3 separate regions of the Homo sapiens genome follow, and all the other regions are linked to region 2. The links are chromatin contacts, found by Hi-C or POLR2A ChIA-PET in ENCODE. All regions are on one chromosome and are shown on one strand. The core of a region is the stretch at or near the end of the contact, and the rest is flanking DNA. Distances in the headings are between cores, read along the strand shown.

Region 1 (4,213 bases), core at 853-3,352, 510 kb before region 2:
TAAATGCACTGCCGCTACTTGAAAAATTTAGAGTTAAAATTTAATGAAGTTTAAACTCAGTGTAACTGACCTCTAATTGCCCTAAGTCTAAGGTCTTTTAAGAAGCTGATAGGTGCCGAGTGCAGTGGCTCATGCTGGTAATCCCAGCACTTTGGGAGGCAGGCAGATCACTTGAGGTCAGGAGTTCAAGACCAGCCTGGCCAACAGGGTGAAACCCCGTCTCTACCAAAAATATAAAAATTAGCCAGATGTGGTGGCACGCGCCTGTAATCCCACCTACTCGGGAGGTTGAGGCAGGGAGAATCGCTTGAACCCTGGAGGCAGAGGTTGCAGTGAGCCAAGATCATGCCACTGCACTTCCAGCCTGGGCAACAGAGTGAGACTCCATCTCAAAAAAACAAAAGGAAGCTGTTAGGTGAGCTATTGGTACATTAATCATATAGACAATCTTAGCAGGGTTGAAGTCTATAGGTATTGATTGATTTGACTACACTGTAAATTGTAAATAGATGCAATTTTAAGTTACCTGAATAAACTTTTCTATTCATTAACAGTAGTCATCTCAATTTTAGAGATTTACGTTATGCTCGTGCCTCCATCTGCACGCACAACATGGGAAGACAACAGACACCAAAGATACTTTGGATTCTTGCTGCTAAGTAAGTATTCAAGCACTACGTGCACGTTGTTACAATTAATAAGGCAATCTGACCCCATCCCTGCCACCAGGAAACTGCAATACTATTAATATATTAAAAAGGAAGACAACTGAGATAAAGGGAATGTGGGAGGTTGGGGGGGGTGCTTAGGAGATATCAGAATACAACCTCTTAGAATTACAGAATCTCAACAACCATCCTTTATGCCTGATCTTCGGTTCAGTAGCTCTAGGATTCCAAGGGGCCCCTCCTAACTGCATTGCCTTCTCTCCCCAATTCCCTTTCTCTCAGAATGTTACACCTTCCCCCAGTTAATAGTGTAGGCTTAAAATGTATCTAGGTGTTCTTACCTACTGACAAACTGCTGGAGTTGTTCATGGGAAAGGAATCAAGGCAAAATATCTAATGCATTCAGGTCATTCGAGTTTTCTTTTTAATTTATTGCTTTTTTGAGATGGGGCATCAGTATGTTGCCCAGGCTGAAGTGCAATAGCAGTATCTCTGCGAGACTCTGTCTCAAAAAAAACCCATTAGAGTCTTCACCTTAGGATGGACTAGGGCTATGGCATACTGGTAAGCATTTAAAAATAAAGGGGTATGATGGCCCGGATTTGCATTATCTGAGTAATGGGAATACTCCAACCCAGTCCGATTTCAAGGTCCCAGTGAGGTTACTGAATTCGAAGCTCAGAAGGTATGCGCCTAGTATTCCCACCATACGAATACAAGCGAGGTAAGTAACCTCAAAAGCATCGATAACAGTAAAATAGTTACAATACCTGTTACGCCTTTAGTATCCATTACCTTCGTTTAATTTAACTGTCAGTTTACATAACAAAAGAGTCTTTTAAGGCGTAAGCGCGCTCCTGGGGAGGGTATGGGGCTGTTGGCAGGGAAAGCAGCTTTTCGATCGTATAAATGCTCTTTGTGCCCAGACTGCCCTCTATAAATCAGCACTATCAACCCTGTCCAGAGACTTGCCCATGACCTCCAAGAAAACACTTTATTCATACTACTCCTAGCGTGCGCTCCTACCCGCCCCAGGGACTTCAGTCTTCCGGGGGAGGGATAACTACTTGGGGACACGGAGCACTGCGTACGCCCTGGGTCATGTGGGAAGGATGACCGCAAAGCCTCCAGTCGGCGCGCGGGTTCCGGGGCTGAGGGGCTGAGGGGCCCAAGGCGATAACCGGGATCCGCTCCGGCCGCGCTCCTCTTGCCTTTGAGAAGCCCCGGAAGTGGCCCGGCTGTTGGCCGCAGCGGGAGGTCTTCGGAAAGAAAAGGCCGGAACCAGAAGATAGACTCAACAGCGATGCCCTACCCGGACCCCGCCGGCCTCACACCCCGGCCAGCCAGCCGCCAGTAGTGCGCACCGCCTCCTCCCCAAGCCCCGCCCTGCGTCCACCCCAGGGGTTAACTCGCACGCGCGCTCTTGTGGCGGAGGTAGAGTGCGCCGTCCAGGGCTAGAGCAAGCGCGGCCCCGCGGCCCGGAGCCATGCTGAGGAGCTGCGCCGCGCGCCTCCGCACGCTGGGGGCTCTGTGCCTGCCGCCAGTAGGCCGGCGCCTGCCGGGAAGCGAGCCGCGACCCGAGCTGGTGAGTCTGGGCACCCTCGGGCATGGGGCGGGAGCAGGACTCAGAAACACGCCTGCGGTAACAGAGCCTTCGATTGTTATCCATACCCCAACCAGCCAATCTCAGAATAAAAGCTCACCTGGGCACCACAGGGCAGCATAAGCAACAGGGGCCTAGGAATACAGTCCTGAGATTCAAACCGTTAGAAAAGGGATGGAAAGGTGACCCCGTTTTTTTGTTTTTTAAGAGACAGGGTCGGCAGGGCGCTACCTGAACTGCATAATTTAGTCTGTCTATTTATATTTTGACAACATCTGTATTTTACCAATAATATTTGAGGCTGTTTTTATTTTTCAAAGATTAAAGTGACGTGAACTAAAAGATACCACAGCTTTTATCTTCCCTTTAAAAAAATATTTGATCCAAACGCTTATCTTCCTTTAGGTCAATTAATTAGAGATCTTTTTATAGACATCACACACAACACATATATAACTACACAGACAGGCAGAAGAAAACCCAGTTGCCATAAGATCTTTCATCACAGGGAGAGGGATCTATCTGCTTTTAATTCCTGGGGTTCCATGAGGAAAACAGAGATCGCCCCTCTTATGCAGGCATTAAAAGTGGCAAGGCAAAATGGAGAAAAATAACTCAGTCGACCGCAAAGAAACACTTTTTCCAGCAAAATAAGGTCCAAGAAAAGGAAAACATAAAGGCCTTATAAATATAATTACAACTTAGATATCTACTTTTAATTAAGCTGAGCACTCCTTAAGAAAATTCTTTTAACACCCTTATTATCTAACTTTAGCTCCACCAAGCGGCCAATATTTCTGGCTTTCAAACTTTACTTAAAGGCTCAGAGAAAGGAAAATCCAAGGTGGTTGGTGGAGGGCAGGGGAATCGACAAATAGCGAAAGGGCATACAGATACCAAACCAGAAAGGACTCATTCCCTAAGCCAGGATGAATCTGGGCCATGCCGGGCTAAACGAAGCTATGCAATGGGGTTACAGGCCACGCCCCCAAGGACGTAAAACAAGATGGAGGCCTGCAGCGAAGTTTGCTGTGGAGCATACAGAAAGACATGCAAAACACACAGATTGGCTACAGCTTACGACTTACCTCACAAATCCTTTCGCACAAAACTTTACAGAAAATATAAACGGTAATCCTCATCATTCCCAAAAGAGCAAAACGTCTTCCAAAAGGAAAAGAAAAACCTCCTTTAAAAGTATACTGCTGATGGGTTGGAGAGGAGATAAGGATGCCTGGGGGAAGAACCTCTTATTCCTATGCAAATGGTTCCTCCACCAGAGAGAGGAGCTTAATTGCTGTGGGACAGAGCTAGACTCCCTGGAATGGGGAGGGGGAGACTGCAGGCACCTGGTAGGGAACGCCAGCCAGCCATGCCGGCGCCTTGGAGCCTGGGCAGTGGCTGTGGCTCATTTATGCCCTGTGTGGCTACTGGACACCACACACACATGCTGCAGACACCACCATGCACCCCAGCCAGTAAAGAAGTGGGGCCAGGGAGCTACCCCACCCAACTGTCTTGTGAGTGCACTGGTGACCATTGGGGTGGGTGTGGACCACCTCCAGTATCGTAAAAAGAAAAATAGGTGCCGTTGCTGTCCCCCCAAAAAGAAGAGGAATGCCATAAGACCAAAAGGCTCAGAAATGAAAGTGAGAGGTTTTGAGTCCCCATTTCACTCATCCTTCTGTTGCAGGAATGAAGGAGGACTGGAGAGGCCATGGGGTGAGACAGGAGAACTTTATTGAGTGCACTCAGACCCAGCGGACTAACATCCAAAAGCTGGGCCCAGAACAAAGACAGCACTTGACTTTAATACACACTTTTAAAAGGGGGTGGGCTAGCTTGAAACAAGCTTACAGTGGCGTGAAGCATAGTGGCGTGAAAGCAAGGATACAGAGGCAGCACAAAGGCAATTAATTCATCAAATTGTGACAGGTGCATA
Region 2 (4,123 bases), core at 58-2,557:
TTCCCTTTCCCCCACCTCTAGACTTACTACTTACCTGAGCCAAGTATGCACCATAACCAGTGGCCAGCGAAGGGGCTTCATAGGCTACACCAAGCATGTCCACATAACCGAGGAAGCTAACAGGACACAATGGGTCAAAACTCATTTCACCTTAGATTCATCTTAGCTGAAGAAGGGGACCATGGGGTCTGAGTTAAAGTGGGATTCACTTGGGGAGAAGAGACAGAAGAGATACTACACAGGTACTAGGTTGGGTGGTAAAGGAAATAAGTTATTTGTATTCATATGAACCTCTCTCCATCAGCATAGCCTCCGATGACCATGGTGTTCCACAAAGGGTTCATCTTCGAGCGCCGGCTGTACATGGCCCTGGTCAGCCATGAATGAATAGCTCTAGGACTATAGCTGTGTCCATCTCCCAGAAGCTCCTCATCAATCCTTAAAAGGAATTGGTTGTGAGAAAAGGGAGAGAATTAAGTCGGGGTCTCCACCCATCCCCAAAAGAAGTTACCACACCTTCCCCCATTTTACACCTAATGCCAAAAACTTTATTGCAAACACAGATCGCCCACCTCCAACAACTCTTCCAGTCCCCCGCTGCAACAAGTCCCCCCATCCCATCGAAGGGAATAAAAAACAGGGGACTCCCCTCTCTACTTGGGAACCACTCTCCTGTTCTCTGGATGACTTACACCATCTGGCCGAGAACTTGCTTCAAATACTGGAAATCAGCGTAGTCGCCAGAGGCACCCAGCATGGTACTGTTGTTGACTCGCATAATGCGAGAGATGTTGCGGAAACGAGCCAAGGAGCCGTAGGATCCCAGCATGTCTGCGGCAATCACCACTCCGCCCTCGAACTTAACGCCGAGGACTGAGGTCCCGGTCACCATGGGGTTCCTAAAGAGTGAGAACGGTGGGAGCTGAGAGGGGGGATGGACTGCGCCCTCTTTCCGCGCACTGAGCTGCGCTTCTGATTTTCTATAATTCCTTCCAATTATTCTGCATTCTCCAGGACTCCGCGCCCTGAGCTCCCCTGCCGTTCGCGCGCCCCCGGGGTCCCCGCCTCACCTTCCCGGGCTCTCAAAACCAGCCGGCAGCACCAGGCCCCACGGTCCCTCCCGCTACGCAAACGAAAGCGCCGAGAACTTACTGGGTCCGCGTGATTGGACCTCTGTAAAGTGCAGACGCCGGATCCATGAAGGAATCGGGAGTGGACGGAATGCGGTAAAACTGTCCTGGGGCCGGACCCCCCGCCCAAAGTCCGGACCGCGACCCCAAAAACGCTTCCATCTTAGTCACGGTAGCAGAAAAAATGAAAGCGCTTGCGCCAACGGAAGCGGAAGTGATCCTTCAGTGTCATTTCTTTCTTTTTCCTGTAGACGACTTCCAGCAGCCATGTTGATGAGGTCGTAGCTGAACATGCAGTAATCCTAGGTGGCGACCGAGACAGGGAGTTGAAATTGCCCAACATCGCTTCGCATCGCATCGCATCTCCGTGGAGTTTGGACCAGATCACAGCGTTCTAACACACGATTCAAGGAGGAGGGAGGCATGAAGGTGGGGTGGGGAGGTGGCCACTTAAAGACGCTGATCCTGAGTGAGACGTCACAATTTTTTATTTTATTTTTTATTTTTTTGAGACGGAGTCTCGCTCTGGCCCCCAGGCTGGAATGCAGTGGCGCGATCTCGGCTCACTGCAACCTCCGCCTCCCAGATTCAAGCGATTCTCGTGCCTTAGCCTCCCGAGTAGCTGGGATTACAGGCGCCTGCCACCACGCCTGGCTAATTTTTTGTATTTTTGCTAGAGATGGGGTTTCACCATGTTGGCCAGGCTGGTCTCGAACTCCGGATCTCAGGTGATCCGCCTGCCTCGGACTCCCAAAGTGCTGGGATTACAGGAGTAAGCCGCCTCGCCCGGCCTAGAAGTCACAGTTCTCATGTTCCTTTTGTATCATTATCAAAAAGCCCACATGAAAATATCAGTGAACACAGGATCTCTTACATCTGTACTCCTCAGAGCAGCCCCATGTGGCAGGCATTATTCGACCCATTTGGTAAATAGGAAACCGAGGCTTGCGGTGTAGTGATTTACCCAGTCACACAGCCGATAACGGTAGAACTGAATCTTGAAGCTAGAATAAAAAAAGGAATCAGGGCCGGGTGCGGTGGCTCATGCCTGTAATCCCAGAACTTTGGGAGGCCAAGACGGGAGGATCACTTGAACCCAGGAATTCAAGACCAGCCTTGGCAACATGGTGAGACCTCACCTCTACAAAACAAAACAAAACAAAAAATTAGCCAGGCCTGTAATTCCAGCTACTTGGGAGGGTGAGGTGGGAGAATCGCCTGAACCCGAGGGAGGTTGCAGTGAGCCAAGGTGGCGCCACTGCACTCCAGCCTGGGCAACAGAGCGAGACCCTGTCACAAAAAAAAAAAAAAAAAAAAAAAAAAAAAGAATACACTTGTGTATACCCTGTGGGGTGTGATAGCTCAGGTGGATCAAGCACTCTCTGTGGGACCTTAGACAAGTCTGAAAGTTTCCTTATTGTCAAGGGCCCTTGCCCACCTCTAAAGAAACAGAAAAATTCCATTGGAAGTGTAGGGGTGAAACTAAATTCCAGGGGTTTCCTTCTCAGTGTAACTCCATAGCAGGGGCTGGAAACTGTCTTGAATCAAACTGGTGAATTTTGTCAAAGATAAACAAAGCCGGACACTAAAGTGGAAAGGACAGATTTCAATCAGTAATAACTACTACAATAAGGAAAAACAGTTCAGCATGAACTGAACTCAACTGCAATTTGTATGCAAGTAATGGGTATTTTATAGGGAAAATGAGGTTAGGGGACAGTGAGACAGAGGGTCAGTAGAGTCAGGGAAGTGAACATTTACAGAATTAGTCAATGTAAATGTGCTTAGGTCAATGATGTCTGCTAGCTGGCATTTATGGAAGTTAGGATTCCATCCTCCCACAGAGACTGGTGAGGATACCATCCTCAACACTGTCCTTAGGTGTCTTTTGTTTGTTTGTTTTTTGAGACAAGGTCTGGCTCTGTCACCCAGGCTGGAGTGCAGTGGCATGATCTCGGCTCACTGCGACCCTTGCCTCCCCGGCTCCAGCGATCCTCCAGCTGCAACCTCTCGAGTAGCTGGGGACTACAGATGCCACACCCGGCTAATTTTTGTTTTTGTTTTTTTTCTTTTTTTCTTATTTTGAGAGGGAGTCTTGCTCTGTTGCACAGGCTGGAGTGCAGTGGCACGATCTCAACTCAAAGCAGCCTCCGCCTCCCTGGTTCAAGCGATTCTCCAGCCTCAGCCTCCTCAGTAGCTGGGATTACAGGGGTGCACAACCATGCCCAGCTAATTTTTTTTTTGTTGTTGTTGTTGTATTTTTAGTAGAGATGGGGTTTCATCACACTGGCCAGGTTGGTCTCAAACTCCTGACCTCAGGTAATCCTCTCACCCCAGCCTCCCAAAGTGATGGAATTACAGGCGTGAGACACCACGACCGGCCTAATTTTTGTATTTTTTTGTAGAGACCAGGAGAGATCTCACCATGTTGCCCAGGCTAGTTTCAAACTCCTGAGCTCAAGAAATCTGCCCACCTCAGGCCGGGCGCGGTGGCTCATGCCTGTAATCCCAGGACTTTGGGAGACTTAGATGGGCGGATCACCTGAGGTCAGGAATTCAAGACCAGCATGGCCAACGTGATGAAACCCCATCTCTACAAAAAATACAAAAATTAGCCGGGTGTGGTGGCACACGCCTGTAATCCCAGGTACTTGGGAGGTTGAGGCAGGAGATTTGTTTGAACCCAGGAGACAGAGGTTGCAGTGAGCCAAGATTGCACCACTGCACTCCAGCCTGAGTGACAGAACTAACGAAACGCTGTCTCAAAAAAAGGAAAGAAAAGAAAGGAAAGAAGGAAAGGAAAGGAAGGAAGGAAAGAAAGAAAGGAAAGAGAGACAGACAGAAAGAAAAAGAAAGGAAGAAAGAAAGGAAGGGAAAGGAAAGGAAGGAAAAGGAAAGGAAGGAAGGAAGAGAAGAGAGAGAGGGAGGGAGGGAAAGGAAAGGAAGGAAAGGAAGAACGAAAGAGAGAGAAAGAAAGCTGCCCACCCAAAGTG
Region 3 (3,861 bases), core at 257-2,756, 370 kb after region 2:
CAGGTGATCTGCCCACCTCGGCCTCCCAAAGTGTTGGGATTACAGGCGTGAGCCACTGCGTCTGGCCCTTCTGAGGCTCTTAATACATTCCTCCTCATCCTAACCAAGAGCCAGGATAGAACAATCCAGTAAATGACTGATTATTTCATGCTTAGGCTAATATGGTACTTCATTTCTTTCTGGTATAAAATTTAAATAATTGGCCAGGCGCGGTGGCTCATGCCTGTAATCCCAGCACTTTGGGAGGCCCAGGCGGGCAGATCACCTGAGCTTCAGAGTTCAAGACCAGCCTGGTCAACATGGTGAAACCCGATCTTTACTAAAAATACCAAAATTAGCTGGGCGTGGTGGTGGGCGCCTGTAATCCCAGCTACTCGGGAGGCTGAGGCAGGAGAATCGCTTGAACCCAGGAGGTCGAGGTTGCAGTGTGCCAAGATTGTGCCACTGCACTCTAGCCTGGGTGGCAGAGCAAGACTCTGTCTCAAAAAAAAAAAAATAATATAATGAACAAGGCTTGCCTTTCTGTTTTCTTATCTGGGAGGCAGAAAAGTCAGCTAACATTTCATACCTGATACATCAAACTTTGCCTTTTGTAGGGAATCAAATATATCATTTCTCTTGGGTAGGTCTGGGAAAAGGGCCTCTAGTTTCTCCACATATTTGCTGTCCTTTGGGGTTGCCTTTCCAATTTTAAGGTCCATGTTGACACAGTCCAGGATGATGGTTCCTGTGGAGAAGGGAGATGGTGGAACTTGAATCCTGTGACCCTTCACACACAACCACCAGAACATATATAACCTTCACACCAAATGGACACACACAAGGAGATTTGTATAGCAAAATCTCTGAAAGCAAAATGAGAAACTGGGATGGACAGTGTCCTCAGACCTCCCAAATCCAAACTAAAATGTAGGAAGGGAAATGGGGAAAAGGTAGAAAGAAAGCCTGAGCATCTCAAACCTTGGAGATTTTACAGCCTAGTCAGACAGAGATACACCTCTTCAGTAGGCCAAATCCCATCAAAGAATCTTCTAAGTTGGAAAAGACAGTCTAGTCCAACTCACTCTCTCTCTCTTTTTTTTTACAAGTGGAAAAATGAGAACAAGAAAGGTTAAGAGATTTGCTCAAGGTCACCTATTTCCTGGAGGAATTGGTATTGGAATCTGTTTCCTGCTTCTTTAGCTAATCCTCCTTCCATCATAAAATGATGCCAATAGGAAGCTTCTTGGTCTGTTGCCCTGCACTTCCTTTCTACTTTCTCCAACAAGTATCCCACAGGCCTTTAAACACATGCTCAATTGTCCCCTGAAAGAATCCTATCTTTTGGTATGAGCTGAATGGCTCTGAGAGCATATGGTTAGGCTGGAAGCGTCTAGACTTTTCCACCCTCCCTTCTCAGGGACAGGAATAGAACTACTGAGGTCCCAATCCAAAAGCCACCCTTACCATGCAGAAGGGCTGCAGTTTGCCTGTCCAAGATCTCTGGTGCCCCCTGCAGGATTCTCTCGGTCACCAGGGTAGCACAGGACCCCACCAGCTCAACTGAAACATGGCAGGGAGGGCAGTGTTTCGGCTCGATGGGTCGATGGTCTAGCACCTCTGCTACTGCCTCCTCTAGGGCTGTGTCACTTCTGTGGAGGGGAGGGTATGGGAAAAGAGGAAGAAAGATAGGTACGGACACTCCAGCTGCTTCTAGCCAACCTCTACCCCACACATCAAGGAAAATGCAGATGTCTTTTTTTTTTTGAGACGGAGTTTCACTCTTGTCGCCCAGGCTAGAGTGCAATGGTGCGTTCTTGGCTCACTGCAACCTTTGCATCTCGGGTTCAAGCGATTCTCCTGCCTCAGCCTCCTGAGTAGCTGGGATTAAAGGCGCCTGCCAACATGCCCAGCTAATTTTTTTGTATTTTTAGTAGAGATGGGGTTTCGCCATGTTGGCCAGTCTGGTCTCAAACTCCTGACCTCAGGTGATCTGCCAGGCAAGCATTTAAAACTGACCTTTGGTTACTTTTACCTCTGCCTAACTCCTCTCAATTCTTTTTTTTTTTTTTTTTTGAGACGGAGTCTCACTCTGTTGCCCAGGTTGGAGTGCAATGGCACGATCTCGGCTCCTGCAACCTCCACCTCCCGGGTTCAAGTGATTCTCCTGCCTCAGCCTCCTGGGTAACCAGGATTACAAGGCACGTGCCACCAAACCCGGCTAATTTTTTTTTTTGTATTTTTAGTAAAGATGGGGTTTCACCATGTTGGTCAGGCTGGTCTCGAACTCCTGACCTCGTGATCTGCCCGCCTTGGCCTCCCAAAGAGCTGGGATTACAGGCGTGAGCCACCGCGCCCAGCAATTCTTTTCTTTAATGTTATAATTGGAGTCATCTTTAAATAGTGTATAAGCAAATTCTGTGAAGCATCTGCTGCAAATATCTTACCCCCACATTTGCTGTCCTTTAGCGTTGCCTTTCCAACCCTATACCCTTGACACCCTTGATACCCAACATCTAAATTTCTCCTTTTTTTTTTTTTTTCTAAGACGGAATCTCGCTGTGTCGCCCAGGCTGGAGTGCAGTGGTGCAATCTTGGCTCACTGCAACCTCCGCCTCCCAGGTTCAAGCAATTCTCCTGCCTCAGCCTCCTAAGTAGCTGGGAGTACAGGCGCCCACCACCAGGCCCAGCTAATTTTTGTATTTTTAGTAGAGACGGGGTTTCACCATATTGGCCAGGCTGGTCTCGAACTCCTGACCTCGTGATCCGCCCGCCTCGGCCTCCCAAAGTGCTGGGATTACAGGCATGAGCCACCGCGCCCAGCAAATCTCTCCTATTTTTATAACCCACTCAATACTTAGATTCCATGTGGGTCACCAGGTCCTGTGAATTCTATCTTAATTCCTATCCATGCCCTAGTTTCTAACTCTCTGTTACTGCCCCACTCTAGGCCCTCAATATCTCTCGTCTGGACTATTCCAGTAGTCTCTTAACCAATCACCTGCTTCCAACCAAGAGCCCTCCTGGGCTGTCCTTCACAAAGTGGCCTGAATGATCATTTGAAAAAAGAAAATCTGATTCTTTTAGGACCCAGAATATAATTTAAAATAGTTCCCCACGGCCTAAAATAAAATCCAATCACCTTAGAAGGGCCTATGAGGCCTCCATAATCTGCCTCCTGCCTGCCCCCTCTGTCTCATCTTTTTCCATGTCCTACTTCTCCCTCAAATTTTATGCTCCAGCTGTGCAAAACAAATTCCATTTCCCCTAGCTCACCATGCTATTTCACGCCTGCCTGCATTTGATTCTATTAATTACTCCCTCTGCCTGGAATGCCTTTCCTAACCACCTTCCCTCCTCCCTCCCAATTCACCAAGCAAACACCTAGTCCTCTTTCAAGACTGAGATCAGTGCTCACTTCAGCAGCACATGCGCTAAAATTGGAATGACACAGAGAAGATTAGCATGGCCGCTGAGCAAGGATGACATGCACATTTGTGAACTGTTCCATAAAAAAAAAATATATATATTTAAAATAAAAAATAAAGGCTGGGCATGGTGGCTCACATCTGTAATCGCAGCACTTTGGGAGGCCAAGGCGGGCGGATCACGAGGTCAGATCGAGACCATCCTGGCTAACACGGTGAAACCCTGTCTCTACTAAAAATACAAAAATTAGCCAGGTGTGGTGGCGGGCACACCTGTAGTCCCAGCTACTCGGGAGGCTGAGGCAGGAGAATGGCGTGAACCCGGGAGGCGGAGCTTGCAGTGAGCCGAGATCGCGCCAGTGCACTCCAGCCTGGGCGACAGAGCGAGACTACGTCTCTTAAAAAAAAAAAAAAAAAATTAGCCAGGCCGGGCGTGGTGGCTCACGCCTGTAAT

The links. Hi-C counts contacts between places; a loop is a spot of excess contacts on that map. ChIA-PET counts read pairs that join two places held with the same protein, here RNA polymerase II (POLR2A). Pooled maps may share reads with other maps.
Region 1: a map with no recorded cell type shows a loop between it and region 2 (13-fold over the local background). The contact joins the promoter of THEM4 here to the promoter of PSMB4 in region 2. A Hi-C loop is called at or near these places in 2 of 37 single-sample maps with no recorded cell type and 7 of 50 pooled maps. POLR2A ChIA-PET finds 5 or more read pairs at or near these places in 1 of 52 experiments (MCF 10A).
Region 3: a pooled map shows a loop between it and region 2 (3-fold over the local background). The contact joins the enhancer-like site here to the promoter of PSMB4 in region 2. A Hi-C loop is called at or near these places in 2 of 50 pooled maps. POLR2A ChIA-PET finds 5 or more read pairs at or near these places in 3 of 52 experiments (T-cell and WTC11).

The regions. Positions count from the first base shown.
Region 1 is chr1:151,907,400-151,911,612 of GRCh38, reverse strand. It overlaps THEM4 (thioesterase superfamily member 4), which reads left to right and starts at 2,102. Exons shown (of 6, transcript NM_053055.5): 1 at 2,102-2,253. The coding sequence starts at 2,155. RefSeq lists enhancers at 1,130-1,717, 1,706-1,825 and a silencer at 2,066-2,375.
Region 2 is chr1:151,396,757-151,400,879 of GRCh38, reverse strand. It overlaps PSMB4 (proteasome 20S subunit beta 4), which reads right to left and starts at 1,307. Exons shown (of 7, transcript NM_002796.3): 1 at 1,153-1,307; 2 at 693-899; 3 at 292-438; 4 at 35-116. The coding sequence starts at 1,292. RefSeq lists a silencer at 580-737 and enhancers at 506-1,227, 1,578-1,627, 1,228-1,950.
Region 3 is chr1:151,022,381-151,026,241 of GRCh38, reverse strand. It overlaps PRUNE1 (prune exopolyphosphatase 1), which reads right to left. Exons shown (of 8, transcript NM_021222.3): 4 at 1,447-1,631; 5 at 569-727. It also overlaps the pseudogene RNU6-884P. Among named protein-coding and RNA genes, the nearest start is that of BNIPL, 12 kb to the left of the region's middle. Within about 2 kb of position 1,506, at least 10 of the 41 ENCODE cell types and tissues checked have a DNase peak (open chromatin) inside an H3K27ac peak, as active enhancers do.